Linked DNA regions of Homo sapiens: all the other regions are linked to region 3. Evidence: chromatin contacts called from ENCODE Hi-C or POLR2A ChIA-PET data. All regions are on one chromosome and are shown on one strand. The core of a region is the stretch at or near the end of the contact, and the rest is flanking DNA. Distances in the headings are between cores, read along the strand shown.

What was found. A loop is a pair of places that touch in the nucleus more often than their neighbours do. ChIA-PET counts read pairs that join two places held with the same protein, here RNA polymerase II (POLR2A). Pooled maps may share reads with other maps.
Region 1: a pooled map shows a loop between it and region 3 (7-fold over the local background). The contact joins the enhancer-like site here to the promoter of RANBP3-DT in region 3. A Hi-C loop is called at or near these places in 3 of 50 pooled maps. POLR2A ChIA-PET finds 5 or more read pairs at or near these places in 3 of 52 experiments (MCF 10A, PC-3 and WTC11).
Region 2: a loop to region 3 is called in a map of gastrocnemius medialis, with 14 times the contacts of the local background. The contact joins the promoter of ALKBH7 here to the promoter of RANBP3-DT in region 3. A Hi-C loop is called at or near these places in 5 of 168 maps with a recorded cell type or tissue (CD4-positive, alpha-beta T cell, CD8-positive, alpha-beta T cell, ascending aorta and 2 more), 12 of 37 single-sample maps with no recorded cell type and 19 of 50 pooled maps. POLR2A ChIA-PET finds 5 or more read pairs at or near these places in 5 of 52 experiments (B cell, HepG2, WTC11 and 2 more).
Region 4: a loop to region 3 is called in a map of CD8-positive, alpha-beta T cell, with 31 times the contacts of the local background. The contact joins the promoter of SAFB2 here to the promoter of RANBP3-DT in region 3. A Hi-C loop is called at or near these places in 4 of 168 maps with a recorded cell type or tissue (CD8-positive, alpha-beta T cell, OCI-LY7, gastrocnemius medialis and 1 more), 10 of 37 single-sample maps with no recorded cell type and 15 of 50 pooled maps. POLR2A ChIA-PET finds 5 or more read pairs at or near these places in 1 of 52 experiments (B cell).

The regions. Positions count from the first base shown.
Region 1 is chr19:6,241,812-6,245,478 of GRCh38, reverse strand. All of the region lies in intron 3 of MLLT1 (MLLT1 super elongation complex subunit), which reads left to right. Among named protein-coding and RNA genes, the nearest start is that of MLLT1, 36 kb to the left of the region's middle. RefSeq lists an enhancer at 1,266-1,980. Within about 2 kb of position 1,343, at least 9 of the 41 ENCODE cell types and tissues checked have a DNase peak (open chromatin) inside an H3K27ac peak, as active enhancers do.
Region 2 is chr19:6,371,297-6,374,499 of GRCh38, reverse strand. It overlaps ALKBH7 (alkB homolog 7), which reads right to left and starts at 1,706. Exons shown (of 4, transcript NM_032306.4): 1 at 1,476-1,706; 2 at 124-297; 3 at 1-35. The coding sequence starts at 1,679. RefSeq lists a silencer at 983-1,382 and an enhancer at 1,052-1,974.
Region 3 is chr19:5,976,710-5,979,899 of GRCh38, reverse strand. It overlaps RANBP3-DT (RANBP3 divergent transcript), which reads right to left and starts at 1,497. Exons shown (of 4, transcript NR_046376.1): 1 at 1,386-1,497. RANBP3 (RAN binding protein 3) reads left to right here and starts at 1,760. Exons shown (of 17, transcript NM_007322.3): 1 at 1,760-1,839. The coding sequence starts at 1,818. RefSeq lists silencers at 1,367-1,416, 1,467-1,636, 1,867-1,976.
Region 4 is chr19:5,621,080-5,624,681 of GRCh38, reverse strand. SAFB2 (scaffold attachment factor B2) reads left to right here and starts at 1,906. Exons shown (of 21, transcript NM_014649.3): 1 at 1,906-2,152; 2 at 3,286-3,373. The coding sequence starts at 1,967. It overlaps SAFB (scaffold attachment factor B), which reads right to left and starts at 1,599. Exons shown (of 21, transcript NM_001201338.2): 1 at 1,288-1,599. The coding sequence starts at 1,476. RefSeq lists enhancers at 437-1,168, 1,169-1,901, 1,822-2,161, 2,635-3,367 and silencers at 1,142-1,191, 2,162-2,281, 3,286-3,506.

The DNA of each region.
Region 1 (3,667 bases), core at 94-2,593, 270 kb before region 3:
TCGGCCTCCCAAAGTGCTGAGTTTACAGGCGTGAGCCACTGTGCCCGGCCCTCACATCCGGTGAGTTATTAAAAAAACTTTTTTAAGGGCTGGGCACGGCGGCTTATACCTGTAATCCCAGCACTTTGGGAGGCCGAGGTGGAAGGATTGTTTGAGCTCAGGAGGTTGAGACCAGCCTGGGCAACATGGTGAAACCCCATCTCTTTAAAAAAAAAAAAAAAGAAAGAAAGAAAGGAAAGATGGAAGAAAGAAAGAAAGAAAGAAAGAAAGGAAAAAAAGAAAAGATTTAAAAAAATTTTTTTTTGTTAGAGAGTCTCACTATGTTGCTAAGGCTGAGCTCAAACCCCCAGCCTCAAGTGATCCTCCTGCCTCAGCCTCCCAGAGTGTTGAGATTATAGGCGTGAGCCAACACACCTGGCCCCGTTCTTTATTTAACTTTTTGAGTAACTGCCAGACTGTTTTTCAGCAGCTGTGCCATTTTACATTCCCCCCCAGCCGGGTATGAGGGTTCTGATTTTTCTACATCCTCACCAGCAACTCATTTTCTGCCTTTTTGATTATAGCCGTCTGTCCTAGTGGGTGTGAAGTGGTACCTGGTTAGGTTTTGATTTGCATCTCCCTGACGGCCGACGGTAATGAGCATCGTTTTCATGTGCTTATTTGCAACCCATATATTCTCTTTGGTAAAGTATCTGTTCAGAATTTTGCCCTTCCCTCTCATTAAAAAAAATTGGGTTAGCTGTTTTCTTGTTGTTGAGTTTTAAGAGTTCTGTATATACTCTGGATACAAGTCCTGTACTTGGTATATGAGTTGCAAATATTTTCTCCAAGTCTGTGGCTTATCTTCTCATTCTCTTAATAGTATATTTTTGTCTAGCAAACGTTTTTTATTTTGATGGACGTCTTACTGTTGTTTTTCTGGCGAGTGCTTCTGGTTTTGTGTCTGAAACCCTTTGCCACACTTGAGGCCCATGCCTCTGTTTTCGCTGTCCGCTGGCGGCATGCACCAAGCCCACTGTTGAGAGAGGCGGGGGAGACTGTCAAAGGGTAGTGGGTATCTAGTAAGGGAGGCCCTTGTCATTTATTCTTCGCAAATGAGGGTTTTTTTTTTTTTAATGTTCGTTTACAGTGAGGAGGAGGAATTGCTTTTCTTCCATTCTTTGCTGGAGTTTCATGGATTTCTTCATGTGTCAGATATTTACCAAGTCTAGGCCCAGTGAAGACCAAGTGAACACGTTCCCCTCTCTTGTGGAGTTCACAGACTGACAGGGCAAGAGACGGCAGACACACGGGAGAGGAAGTGACCCATCAGAATGAGTTCCAGGAAGCCCAGGGGCTGGGTGCTATGAGTGTGTCACGGGGACCCAGTTAGAAAGGGTCGGTTGGGTTCTCTTAAGAAGCGAGATTGACTTCTTTTTTTTTTTTTTTTTTTTTTGAGGTGGAGTCTTGCTCTGTCACCCAGGCTGGAGTGCAGTGGCGTGATCTCGGCTCACTGCAAGCCCTGCCTCCTGGGTTCACACCTTTCTCCTACCTCAGCCTCCCGAGTGGCTGGGACTACAGGCGCCCGCCACCATGCCTGGCTAATTTTTTTGTATTTTTAGTAGAGAGGGGGTTTCACCGTGTTAGCCAGGATGGTCTCGGTTTCCTGACCTCGTGATCCACCTGCCTCGGTCTCCCAAAGTGCTGGGATTACAGGCGTGAGCCACCGTGCCCGGCCGATTGACTTCTTCTTATGTGAGGCTGAGAGGATGGGGTGGTCCCTTCTAGGGGGAGGGGCAGCTGTTTGAAAGGCAGAGTCCAGGTGATGAAGCGGGGCTGGGGCGAGTGTGAGGGAGGTGAGCTGGGTGGGCAGAGCTGCTCATCCGCTGGGGGTGACATGGTGGCATTTGCTGTTAGATCCTGCATAAGGGGTCGAGTCCTCTGGGTTCACCTGCCTCTTTGGGCGTAAGCTCTGTGGCCGTGGCTTCAGAAGCCCCAGCCAGGTGCCTGTCCCACGCCTGTCCCATGATGTTCTGGAGTAGGTCAGTGACATTATAATGCAGACCTGGCTCCATCTCTCCCAGAAGGAATTCAGTGGCTGCCAAACAGGAAGTGCTTGTCTGTGCCCTGGAGTCAGTTAGGAGGCAGGGTGAGGGCCTCGGGAGGGGCTGCAGAGCTGACCTGGGAGGCTTTGATGCCCTGGTCCTGGGCAGGGCAGGGGCCGGGGGCTGCCGGCCTCCCCGAGCCTTCCCGGGGTGGGGGCCCCCACTGACATGCATGGCCCTGCTCGGGCTGGGACTGGCTCTCGGGGTCTCTTTCAGCTTTACCGCTTGGTGACCCCGCCACGTTCCCGCTTTACGTTCCCAGCAGACTTTAGCATGGTTGATTTTTGTCTTGCTTTGTTTTGAGGCATTAGCCAAGATCAGCAGCTGGACTCAGGAGCTCTTCTCTGAGGCATCATTTGATGTGACTTAATTTCCTTGGCAATCCTTTTAGCTCTCACCTTTGTCGCTTTCATGCCAGTGCTGGCTGCCAAGTAGTCCTGCGTTTCTGGCTTGGTGTGCTTGGCAAAACCGAGAGGGGCAGAGAGAGCTGCTGTCAGATGGGGAGAGGGGTCATCTGAGATGACAGTGGCCTGCTTTCCTCTCCTGTGGCCGGTGTCGGCTCGCAGCCCCCCAGGTGCCCTGTAGATGCAGTCACATGAGGGGATGCTGGCCGGGGCACTTGTTTCTATTGAACCCGGTACCAACAGCACCAGGAAAGGGGAGTGTGGCTGTTTGGGGCGGTAAAACTTGCCCTGCCCCTGACGCCAGATTCCTCTTCCTTCAGTCTAAGTCTCCCGTGACTTCAATTGAAGGAACCCGTCCTGAGAGCAGGAGAGAAAGCACATGAGGGGTACACACTGATTGTGAGAGACAGTCCAGTGTTAGAAATGGCCAAGTGTGAAAAAGAAGTTTATTTTGGTTATTTGCCACTAATATTAGACCTCCTCCCCAACCCCTGCAACAAGCTGTCATTGGACAGGGAGCCACAGCCATCACCAGTCCACCGTGGCCTCCCACACGCAGATGTCCGAGGGCACAGGAAGGGCATTACGTGGAGAGTTTTAAAAGTAAGTTAAACCGCACTGGCCTCATAGCCTTAAGACCCTCAGAGGCATCTTCCTGACACATCCTGGGTGGCTTGTGTTGGGGGGCCCTAGGCAGTCGCACATGACAGGGGAGGTTCCAAGGACACCAAGCCGGGGTGCCCTCCATAGCCGCCACCCTCTGTAGAGTGGAGATGGCTCTTAGCTGCAAATGCTGCCCTATATGGGTTCCACTTGGGCTGCCCCTGCGTGCGCTCAGTTTGAGACTGGGGAGAGCAGGTCTTGAGGCAGGGAGGCTGGGAGGCAGGGAGCCCCCTCTGAGCCCCCATTGTCTTCTCCCCTTGCCCCTGACCTGCTGGCGCAGAAGCGGAGCAACGCTTCTGCAAGCAACTCCCTCCCTGGCTCCCAGGCTCCCAGGGCCTTGCAGAGTTCAGGAGGCGGGCAGCCCCTCTGGTGAGCCCATAGAGCGCTCCGCCAGGGACAATCGGCCGGTTGATGTGGCCGAGGGGGAGGCCTTGGCTGGTGGATTGCCGAGGGAGCCAGAACAGAAGCCACATTGTGTGCGGGGACCCAGGGCAGGGCCGAGCTGCCGCGTTGTGA
Region 2 (3,203 bases), core at 457-2,956, 390 kb before region 3:
AGGAGAGACAGGCCGGCGATGGTGGCCCCGCAGAACTGCAAAAGAGGCGTGGGGATGGGTCAGGATCTAACCGGGCCTGCCTACCCCCTGGCTGGGAGTGCCAAGGCACCGTCCTCTGCCCACCTTGATGCTGTCCACGTGGGGCTTGATGTAGCCGCGGGCTTCCAGGTCCAGCACGTGCACGGAGGAGAGCAGGGTCTGGCCGGGGCCAAAGGCGGCCGCCTGCACGCGCTGCAGGATGGCCCGGCTGGCTTCTGACCAGCGCGACTTCTCTGTCTCTCGGAAGCCGTGGATGGCCTGCACAGAGAGCTCGGTTAAGCCTGGGAGCTCCCAGAGGGAACAAGGAAACTGAGGCAAGGAGGGGCAGAAAACGGCAAGGGGCTGGTTTCCCTATGTGACTCTTGACCCTGCCCTCAACTCAAACTCCCCTAGCCCCTCAACTATGGCCCTACCTAGGTGTGACCTCAGTCCTTAGTACTCACCCTGAGGCTACAATTCCAGGTCCCCAATGCTGGCCCGGCCCCAGCATTCAATTGGCTGAATCTCCCTACAACTTGACCCCACCCAAGTGTCCTGTCTCTGTCTCTCAACATCATCTGGCTCCACATCCGTTTCCGCCCCTAACCTTGGTCCCAGGTCGCAAAAGTGCTCTCCCTGACCCCAAGGTCCTCATCCCCCAGGTCCCGCCCCTCCCACAGCCAGAGTTTCAGCCCAGCCCCCACCATAGCCCAGCTCCCAAATCCCTGCAATAGCTACCGACCCCAAAAAGGCCCTGCCCCATCCCAGCATGTGTCTCCCCTATCTCCGCCCCCAGCGTGGTTCTGCCCTCTCTAAACCTCGACTTCCCCGTCCCCCCCACAGCATGGCCCCAACCCATCCCGGCGCTTGACTCCACGGACCCCGCCCCAAGCTTGGCCCCGCCCCATCCATGCGCTCGACGACCTGACCACGCCCCAATCCCAGCCGCCACGTTCTTCTGCACTGTAACTGCTAGCAGCGTAATCGCACCCCAACCCTACACCCGACTCCCTGGCCCCACCCCCACGCTCGACTGCGCTGTAACCGCCCCCAAGCGTGGCCACGCCCCATCCCAGCACTGGTCCCCACTGTCCCCGCCCCCAGCGTGGCCACGCCCCGTCCCTACGCTCGCCTCCTGTCCCGCCCCCAGAGTGCCCCCGCCCCATCCCTGCGCTGTCTCCTTTGTCCCCGCCCCAGCGTGGCCCCGCCCCATCCCTGCGCCCGACCCCCCTGGCCCCACAACCCCAGCACCGTAGCCCCGCCCCCACGCTAAACGGTACTGTAACCGCCCCCAGTGTGGCCCTGCCCGGTCCCGGCGCTCGTCTCCTCTGTCCCCGCTCCAAATCCCCGCTCTAGGTACCGCCCCCAGCGTGTCCCCGCCCCATCTGATGCTCCACGTCCCCAGGCCGCGCCCCCGACGAGCCCCCGTCCCTCGCCCCCGGCGCTGCCGGTCTCACCGCGTCCCAGTGATCGTATTCGTAGCGGCGGCGGCGCAGCTCGGGCTCCAGTTCTCGGCTCAGCGTCTCCTCCTCTGCCGTGCTCAGGAAGCCAGGCCGCACCACGGCCGCGTCCTGCAGGCGGCTCAGCACGGAAGGGCCCGAGCCTCGCACCCAGCTGGGCCCTGGCAGCGTCCGCAGCGCCAGCAGCCCAGTCCCGGCCATAATCCCGGAGCGGGGTCATGAGAGAGGGCAGGGTTGGGGAACGCCCCCGCCAAAAGCCATTGGCGGTACCTGCGGCAGCGATTGACTTCCCTCAGAGTCCCGCCTCTCGCTCATAGCTATTGGTTGCTGCTAGACTCGCCTTCACAGGCTATTGGCCTTTTTCCAGAACCCGCCTCCTCTCTTGAGCTTATTGGGCGCCACCTCCCGCCTGACTTACACCAGTGGCTGAGTCGCAAGTCCGTCTGCAGCTTAGCACCGCCTCTTTAATCATTAGAAAACGTACACCCTAGGGGTTGCCTGGCCAAGACTTCATAAGGGGATATGGGCAGTATCTGGTCTGAAGTCCGGAAGTCAGGGGGACTGGGGCCAAGGCCACGGTTATGGAGTCGACTAGGGCTAGAGGTTAAGGGCAGAGTACAGTCAGGCCGAGATAAGGGTCCGGGGTCAGGGGACTGACGTCAAGGCCACGATTATGTGTGTGGTGGGGCCAGCTATCCAGAGTTAGGGCTTATGGTCAAAGGTCAGAGCGAGGTATCATTCATTTCCCCGTCTCCGTATCACTATTACTTTAGGTTTGAAAATGGCATTATGGTTGTCTTTTTGATTCCTCGGCCGGGCGTGGTGGCTCACGCCTGTAATCCCAGCACTTCGGGAGGCCGAGGCGGGTGGATCACCTGAGGTCAGGAGTTCGAGACCAGCCTGGCCAGCATGGTGAAAACCCGTCTCTACTGAAAATACAAAAAATGAGCCGAGCTTGGTGGCGCGCGTGCCTGTAATCCCAGCGACTCAGGAGGCTGAGGCAGGAGAATTGCTTGAACCCAGGAGGCGGAGGTTGCAGTGAACAGAGATCCCGCCACTGCACTCCAGCCTGGGCGACACAGCAAAACATTGTCTCAAAAAAAAAAAAAAGAGTCATCGTTTTTTACAAACGCAAACTGAAAAAAAAATATTTACAGAAAAAAGATCTCTGGGATTTGCTTCCACATAAATCCAGGCTGTGGGGGCAGGGAGGGGGCGGGTAGGGAAGAATCATCTTTGACCGTGAATTAATTGTTGAATTGGTGTGATAAGTACGTGGGGTCTCATTACCCTGTTTTCTCTACTTTTGTTTATATTTATTTTTATTTGTTTATTTTTGAGACAGAGTCTCACTCTGTCGCCCAACCTGGAGCGCAGTGGCACGATCTCAGGCCCTGAAGATTTGCAACCGCTGCCTCTGGGGTTTAAGTGATTCTCATGCCTCAGCCTCCCGAGTAGCTGGGATTACAGGCAACGAACCATCATGCCCAGCTTTTTTGTTTTGTTTGTTTTTGAGACCGAATTTCGCTCTTGTCACTCAGGCTGGAGTGCAATGGTGCGGTCTTGGCTCACTGCAACCTCTGCCTTCCGGGTTCAAGCGATTCTCCTGCCTCAGCCTCCCGAGTAGCTGGGATTACGGGAAGCTGCCACCACGCCCAACTAATTTTTGTTTTTTATTTTTTTGGTTTTTGGGTTTTTTTTTTTTTGACACACAGTCTCGCTCTG
Region 3 (3,190 bases), core at 248-2,747:
TCATAGACTATATCTGGCCCACAGATTGTAGTACTCCTCGCTCTCTTTTAGATCATACTCAAAAAGGTGCAGAGCTGGGACTCCAACCTAGGTAAGACCTGAAACACAAGGTCCCAGGCAGAGAGACGACCAAGTGCAAAGACCCTTAGGTTGGAATGAGCTTGTGCTCCAAGGATGGAAAGACCCACGCGGCTGAACAGCAATGAGCAAGGGGGAACAAAGCAGGGCATGGGAGCCAAGTTCAGGGGACTTCATAAACCTGAATACAAGGTTTAGGATATTCCAAGTTCAGCTGAGAGCCCTCTGGAAGCACTGAGTGGCCTTGATATTTCCATTTTCAGTCTATGTGTATATATATATATATACACACACACACATATATATGCACACGTGTATGTATATATCTGTGTGTATATATATAGATAAAAACAAAGTATATATGTGTATATATATGGGGGAGGTTCTTGCTGTGTCCCTAGGATGGTGGCAGTGGCACTGTCACAGCTCACTGCAGCCTCAACCTCCTGGGCTCAAGTGATCCTCCTGCCTCAGCCTCCCAAGTAGCTGGGACCACAGGCTTGCACCACCACATCCGGGTAATTTTTGTGTTTTTGTAGAGATGGGGTCTTGCTCTGTTGCCTAGGCTGGTTTTGAACTGAGCTCAAGCGATCCTCCCACCTTGGCCTCCCGCAGTGCTGGGATTCCAGGGGTGAGCTACCGCGTCTGGCTGATTATATTTTTCAAAGACTCCTCAGCCTGCGGCCATGTGCAGAACCAAGCCTGGGGCTTCAAAAGAATGCAGCAAAGGATAGCAGAGAGGCCGCTGTCCAAGTCTTCCATGAGATAGATACGGACGATGTGGCCTAGGGTGGTGACAGCCTGGGGGTGACAATGGGTGGCTCTGGGCTGTATTTTGGAGGCAAGGCCAAGTCCGAAGGATTTGCTGAGAGATTCATAGCAGGTGAGTAGAGAACAACTCCAGGGTGTCCAGGACCCTCCCATGAGCCTTGTGAGTGAGGCTGATGGTCCCATTTTACAGATGGGTAACCTGGAGGCGCGCGGTTCCCCTCCCATGAGCTTGTGAAGTTGATTCTCGTAGCTCCGAGGGGTCGAGTCCCTCGCGCCGGCTCCCCCCGCCCCCAACGCCAGCACCTGGGTCCCAGGGCTGCGCCCCCTCCTAGAGCCTGACCACGACCCCCGCCCCCGCCGATGAGCTCTGATTTACCCCCCAATCCCAAGCACCCCGCGCCCTCTCGCCACTTCCCCCGTGGTTTCAGGAAAGCGTTTGCCGAAGGTACCGGCTCCTAAGGCGGGTAAACTGAGGTAGGAGGCAACGCGTCTCCCGCCCGCGCGTGTGGGAAGCCCCCGCAGGCCCGGCGATTTACCTGGAGGAAGGCCTCGGCTGCGGCGCCCTGAACTGCTCACTGTCCCACCGCGGGGGAACCCCGGAAAACGAGTGGGAAAACGAGTGCTTCAAGACCCGCCTCGGGCCGCGCGGTGCCGCCTCACTAAACCTTAGTCGCTGCCACTGCGCATGCGCCCTTCCCGGCCCTTTCCCCGCCCTCTCAGTCGGCGGGAAAAGGAGGCGGGAGATGGCTCGTGCGCAGGTGCGTGCTAGGAGCGCGGCTCGTCAGGGCAGGCTGCTCTGCAGGGCAGGCGATCCGGGGCTCGCCTCCGCGCGGCATTCAGCGCGCAGGCGCGAGCTGGCCGCCTCACACGGAGTCGGCTTGTTAAGTGCGCACGCGCGGGAGTTTCTGGCAGAAAGCAGGCGAGCCTGGGCCGGCGCGGGGCCTTGTGGGAGGGCTTAAGGAAGTAAAATGGCGGACCTGGCGAACGAAGGTAGGGGAGGCGCCGTTGGGGACCGGCTGGCGGCCGGGGAACGGGCGGCGGGAGGACTAGGGGCCACAAGCCCTTGGGGGGAGCACCGCAGAGTGCAAGGGTTTCGTCCGCTCCAGGCTAGCGCCGTGGCGGGCCTTGCAGCCGCCCCCTATTGCGTCCCCTCAGGCCGGGCTCACCGGCCCGGCCCATCACTCCCGGCAACCCCAGCCACTGCAGCCGTCTGGCTAGAGGAGCCGGGTGGCCATCGGGATCGCAGCCCTAAGGCCCCTCTGCGTCGCAGCCAAGCTCGGGGCTGAAGGGGGCGGGAGGCGCGGCCCCAGTGCTTCGGCCACGGATGTAAATAGACCTTAGGGCCTGGTTGTGGCCCGGAGCGCGCCACGCTCCCTCCCCGCCCCCTCGTCCTCCGCCACCCGGCATCTCCCCTTCCCCGGCCTGGCTGCCTATCTCCTAAGCCCGTGAGGCCCTCGTCCTCCGCGGGCCAGCCGCACACCGCGGACGGAGGAAGCCCAGGCCGTTTTCACCCCGTCCCCGCCCCGAACTTCGGCCCCCACTTCCCGCCAGTTCCCCCCGGATCCTTCGGGGCGCTTCGTCTCCCCCTCATTTAGGCCCCGCCGCAGGATCTGGGCCGCCGAAAACCCTGGCTGCTCTTTGGCCCTTTTTGCTGCACTTCCAGACAAGAGACCGTGCGAGTCCCTCCTCTGTGGAGCGCTGACAGCCCACCTGAGTGTTTTTGACAAGGTTACACTTCCAGATCCCCCGAGAAGGCACCATAAGGCTGATGTCTGCTTCCATCCATAGTCGTGTTGCCATCGCTGTAGCTTCAAGACTTCTGAGGCCTATTTTTAGCTCCCCCCCTTTTCTAGTTGCACAAATGCAGGCAAGCTCTCTACCTGTCTGGCTCTGATTCCCCCATTCGGTGCTCCCTGTGACTGGAGGGTTTTCCCTACCGAATTGCAGTAATGAATGAATGATGATAGGAAGTGCTTGGTCTTGTGGAGCATTTAGGGTAGTTACCAGGTGTGGTGCAAAGTCTTGACATACTGTTTTCCCTGGTAGGAGGTATAGATACTGTTAGCCCCATTCACTTGATGAGGAGACTGAGTCAACGTGGTTAAGTCGCTTATCCAAGGCGTGTCACACAGCTGGGAAGGAGCAGGGATGTGAACCAAGATGGCCTGGCTTCAGATGCCAGACCACGGGTGCTCAGTCCCTGCAGATTCTGATTCTGTGTGGTGTTGGGCGGGCGCTGGGCATCTGTACAGGCAGCAGCACAGGTTCTCTCCCTGATTCTTGGCCATTTTATTCTATTTTATTTTTTGGGACGGAGTCTAGCTCTGTAGCCAGGCTGGAG
Region 4 (3,602 bases), core at 657-3,156, 360 kb after region 3:
CTTCTTCTCATCACCAATTAATAATAAAGCCCTGTGATCTCCGTAGTTCCGGAGTCAGGATGGTGGGATGTGTCAACAGCCCCACTGCCTGCAGGGGCTGGGGGGTGGGCGGCCAGGCGGAGCAACTACAGGGGAGAGGTCCCAGAGTAGCCAGGTGGAAAAAAGGCAGAGAAAAAAAGCTACAGGAATAAGGAAACCGCAGGTGGCTAACCTTTACTTGCCTCTCTGCTTTTCCTAGGGATCCCTTTGAATCCCCCAAGGGAGGCGTTAGAGCCCCCGATCTGCAAATGAGGACTCGTGGTGGCACAGAGAGGAAAAGCGAATCGTGATGGCAACCACACACCGAGTGTTTACATGCGCCAGGCAGCACGCCAAGCCTGCTCCACGCAAACTTATTTAATCCCCAAATCAAAGTCCTATTGCTTTTTTGCTTCTTACAGGAGAAAAAAAAAAAAAAAGAATAGAAAAGAGGACTCAGAAGGGGTTCAAGGTCTCCTATGCCCAAGATCAGGCCACCGAGAGCTGGCAGGGTCCCCAAGTCCAGAGAGACTGACGGAGCTGGGGGAGCCCAGGCTCTGCCCGCCTCCCGGGCAGTTCTGAGGCTGGTTTTAAAGTCCACCCGGGGTCTCCCCTCATTTCACATTTCTGATCACTACCGTCAACACCACTTTTCCTTCCTGCCACGTTACTTCACCGAGCGAGTACCGGCAAACCGTGAAAACTGGATTGTGGTGGGTTTTTTTCTATTTTTCCCTTTGAGTATGTCCTACGGGTGTTTCCTTTGTAAATCAGCCCCGATTCAGGCTGGTCGGTCCCCTGTGGGTCACAAAGCATCTTCCCTGGGGAAACCAAGCAGCCGAATCAGGAATCCCAGGGCCTGGGTTCAAATCCCGACGCTGCCCGTCCTCGGCCGTGTGACCTTGGCCGAGTCCCTTCCCCTCGCCTGGGAAGTGAGGGTTTCAGGGTCTCCCCTCCAGGTACGGAGGAGGGGACGAGACGAGGGGAGAACCCTCCTCTCAGTGGACGATGTCACCCGTCACCGTTTCTCCTGCACGCGTGCCGTTTTTGTGGTTCTCCTGGCCCCATTGCGGCGTTAGGATTTGAACCCAGGCCCAGCCGGCCAAGGAACTCTCTCCGGGGCCTCGGAGGAGCCGGGGGACGCGAGAGCGCCAGGTCCGGCGAGGCCGCGAACGCGGCCGGGGGCGGACGCCAGGGCCCGCGAGCCACCGTCGCGGCCAAGAGGACCCCAGACCCACCCTGTGCCCGCCCTCGGGGCCCCAAATCCACCTTCTTCAGCCGCTCCATCAAAACGCTCTTGTTGCCGCTCGAGTCCACATTCCGTTTCCTCAGCTCCGCCCGCAGATCGATCACTCGCAGGTCGCTGAGGCGCCGCGTCCCGGTCTCTGACGAGGCGGAGCTCAGAGCCGCCGCGCCCGCCGCTCCAGAATCACCTAGGCCTGACAGAGTCTCCGCCATTCCAGGGACCCTGGCTCCGCCGCCCACTTTCCACAGAACCGGGCCGGTTTTATCAGGCTCCTAGCACAAAATGGCGCCGCCTGCGAGGGAACCGCTCCAGTCGCCCCAGCGCGCCTCGCTTCTGCGCAGGCGCACCAAGCGTAGGTTCTAGTATCCCGGTTGCAACTGCACATGCGCAGTGAGAACAACGCGGGGATGTGCGCAGACGCGTTGCGTCTCGTCAGCCTCCCGCCGGGAACTGCCGGGACGCATGCGAGCTGCAGATTCAGCGCTTGCGCGTTGTGCCGGGGAACCCGCGGTTGGTGGACGCGCGAGCGTCCTTGCTGCTAAGTACGCTAGTGGGGGCGGTGCGCGTGCGCGTGCGCGGCCGCAAAGCGGGGCGGGAGGAAACGAGTGCGTTTTCCTCTTAGGCGGCGCCATTTTGTGTTCAGAGCCGCTATAGCTGCCGGCGGTGTGCGACTGAGTCGGTGGCGAAGACGGGAACGCGACGATGGCGGAGACTCTGCCCGGGTCGGGCGACTCGGGCCCTGGCACGGCTTCTCTCGGCCCGGGCGTTGCGGAGACTGGGACGAGGCGGCTCAGCGAGCTGCGGGTGATCGATCTGCGGGCGGAGCTGAAGAAGCGGAACCTGGACACGGGCGGCAACAAGAGCGTCCTGATGGAGCGGCTCAAGAAGGTGAGGCGGCGCGGGGCTCGGGGGTGGCGCAGGAGGCCCGGGCACGCCCCCGCCTGCACCTGTCACCGCGGCTCCCGGACCCGGGGCGCCCTGGGTTCGCCCCGCGTCTTGGCCGACCCCGGTTCGAGGTGTCGGGCACCCAGGGGGCCGGCTGTGTGACCTTGGCCCGTCACCGCTCCTCTCTGTGCCTCCCTTCCTATCCTCTTTCCACCTTTTCTCCTCAAGCGCGCTCAGCGTGCGGTCTTCTCCGCTACCAGGGTGGCCCCGGGACCCCTCCTGGGGCTCCCGATCGAGCCTTGGCTCTGTGACCTTGGGCAGGTGCCTTTCTCTCTGTGCCTCAGTTTCCTCCTCCGGAGAATGGGTGTCTGGCGGACTCCAGAGCATTTACAGGAAAGGGGGCGGTGCTTGTTCTTGCCCCAGGGCTTTGGCCTTTACGAAGCTGTCCACCCGGGTCCCCCAGATCTTCTCGTGGCCGGCCCCTTGTTGTCATTTTGGGTCTGCCTGAGACATCACCTTCCTGAGCGCCCTTCCTAATGCGCTGCCCCACCTCCTTGCCAGCTCATCCTGCGTTTGTGTCGCACCTCGCTGAAAGCAGGGGCTAAATGCAAAATATTAAGGGGTTGGGAATTGTCTGTTTCCGCAACTGGAACAAACAACTTGAGCATAGGGAGGGAGCTTGTGGGTACCCAGTCCTGGACCCGGCAGGTGGCAGGCACTGAGGGACCTGTTGAATCTCCCCAGGCTGGCTGCTGTTCCTCCTCACCAGCGGTGGCCAGCCCTTCACCGAGGCCGGGCCAAGTGCAGCCTCTCTGTTCTAATTTGTCCCATCATATAACTTTAAAGTCGAAGGTTTGGCATTGTCGAGTTGAGTTGCCATTTTGGAACTGGTCCTTGACCCCAATTCTGGAGCTCCTGCTCACAGCCTCCCTCTCCTTTGTCATTTGGACCCAGAGAGACCCAAGTTGTGCGGGGTTCCTCCTCCGCCTTTTGGGCTTGCGGCCCAGATAGCTGACCCGGAGTTGCTCTTTGCAAGGACGGGTTTGCCTTTGTTTCATGGGAGGTTGTTACTTGTAAGGAACAGTGTGTGCCCTGCAGCTCTTAATGATGTTGTAAAACTCATCTCTCCCTAATAGGCGGTTAAAGAAGAGGGGCAAGATCCTGATGAAATTGGCATCGAGTTAGAAGCCACCAGCAAGAAGTCAGCCAAGAGATGTGTTAAAGGTATTGTACATATGCTGCTTGGGGCTTGAGTGTTCAGAGAATTTAGAGAAATGGTGTGTAGTGTGCTCTTCCCGCCTTCTAGGCTGGGAGAATTTCTCTGGTACTCGGTGTCCCTCCACTAAGAGTTAGCTTTGCTCGTCACCACCTAACAGGTAGCTCTGTCAAGGGCACAGGGAGGAGGAAAGAGATGTACAGGTGCCAAGTGCAATTAAAATATACGAAAAACGTT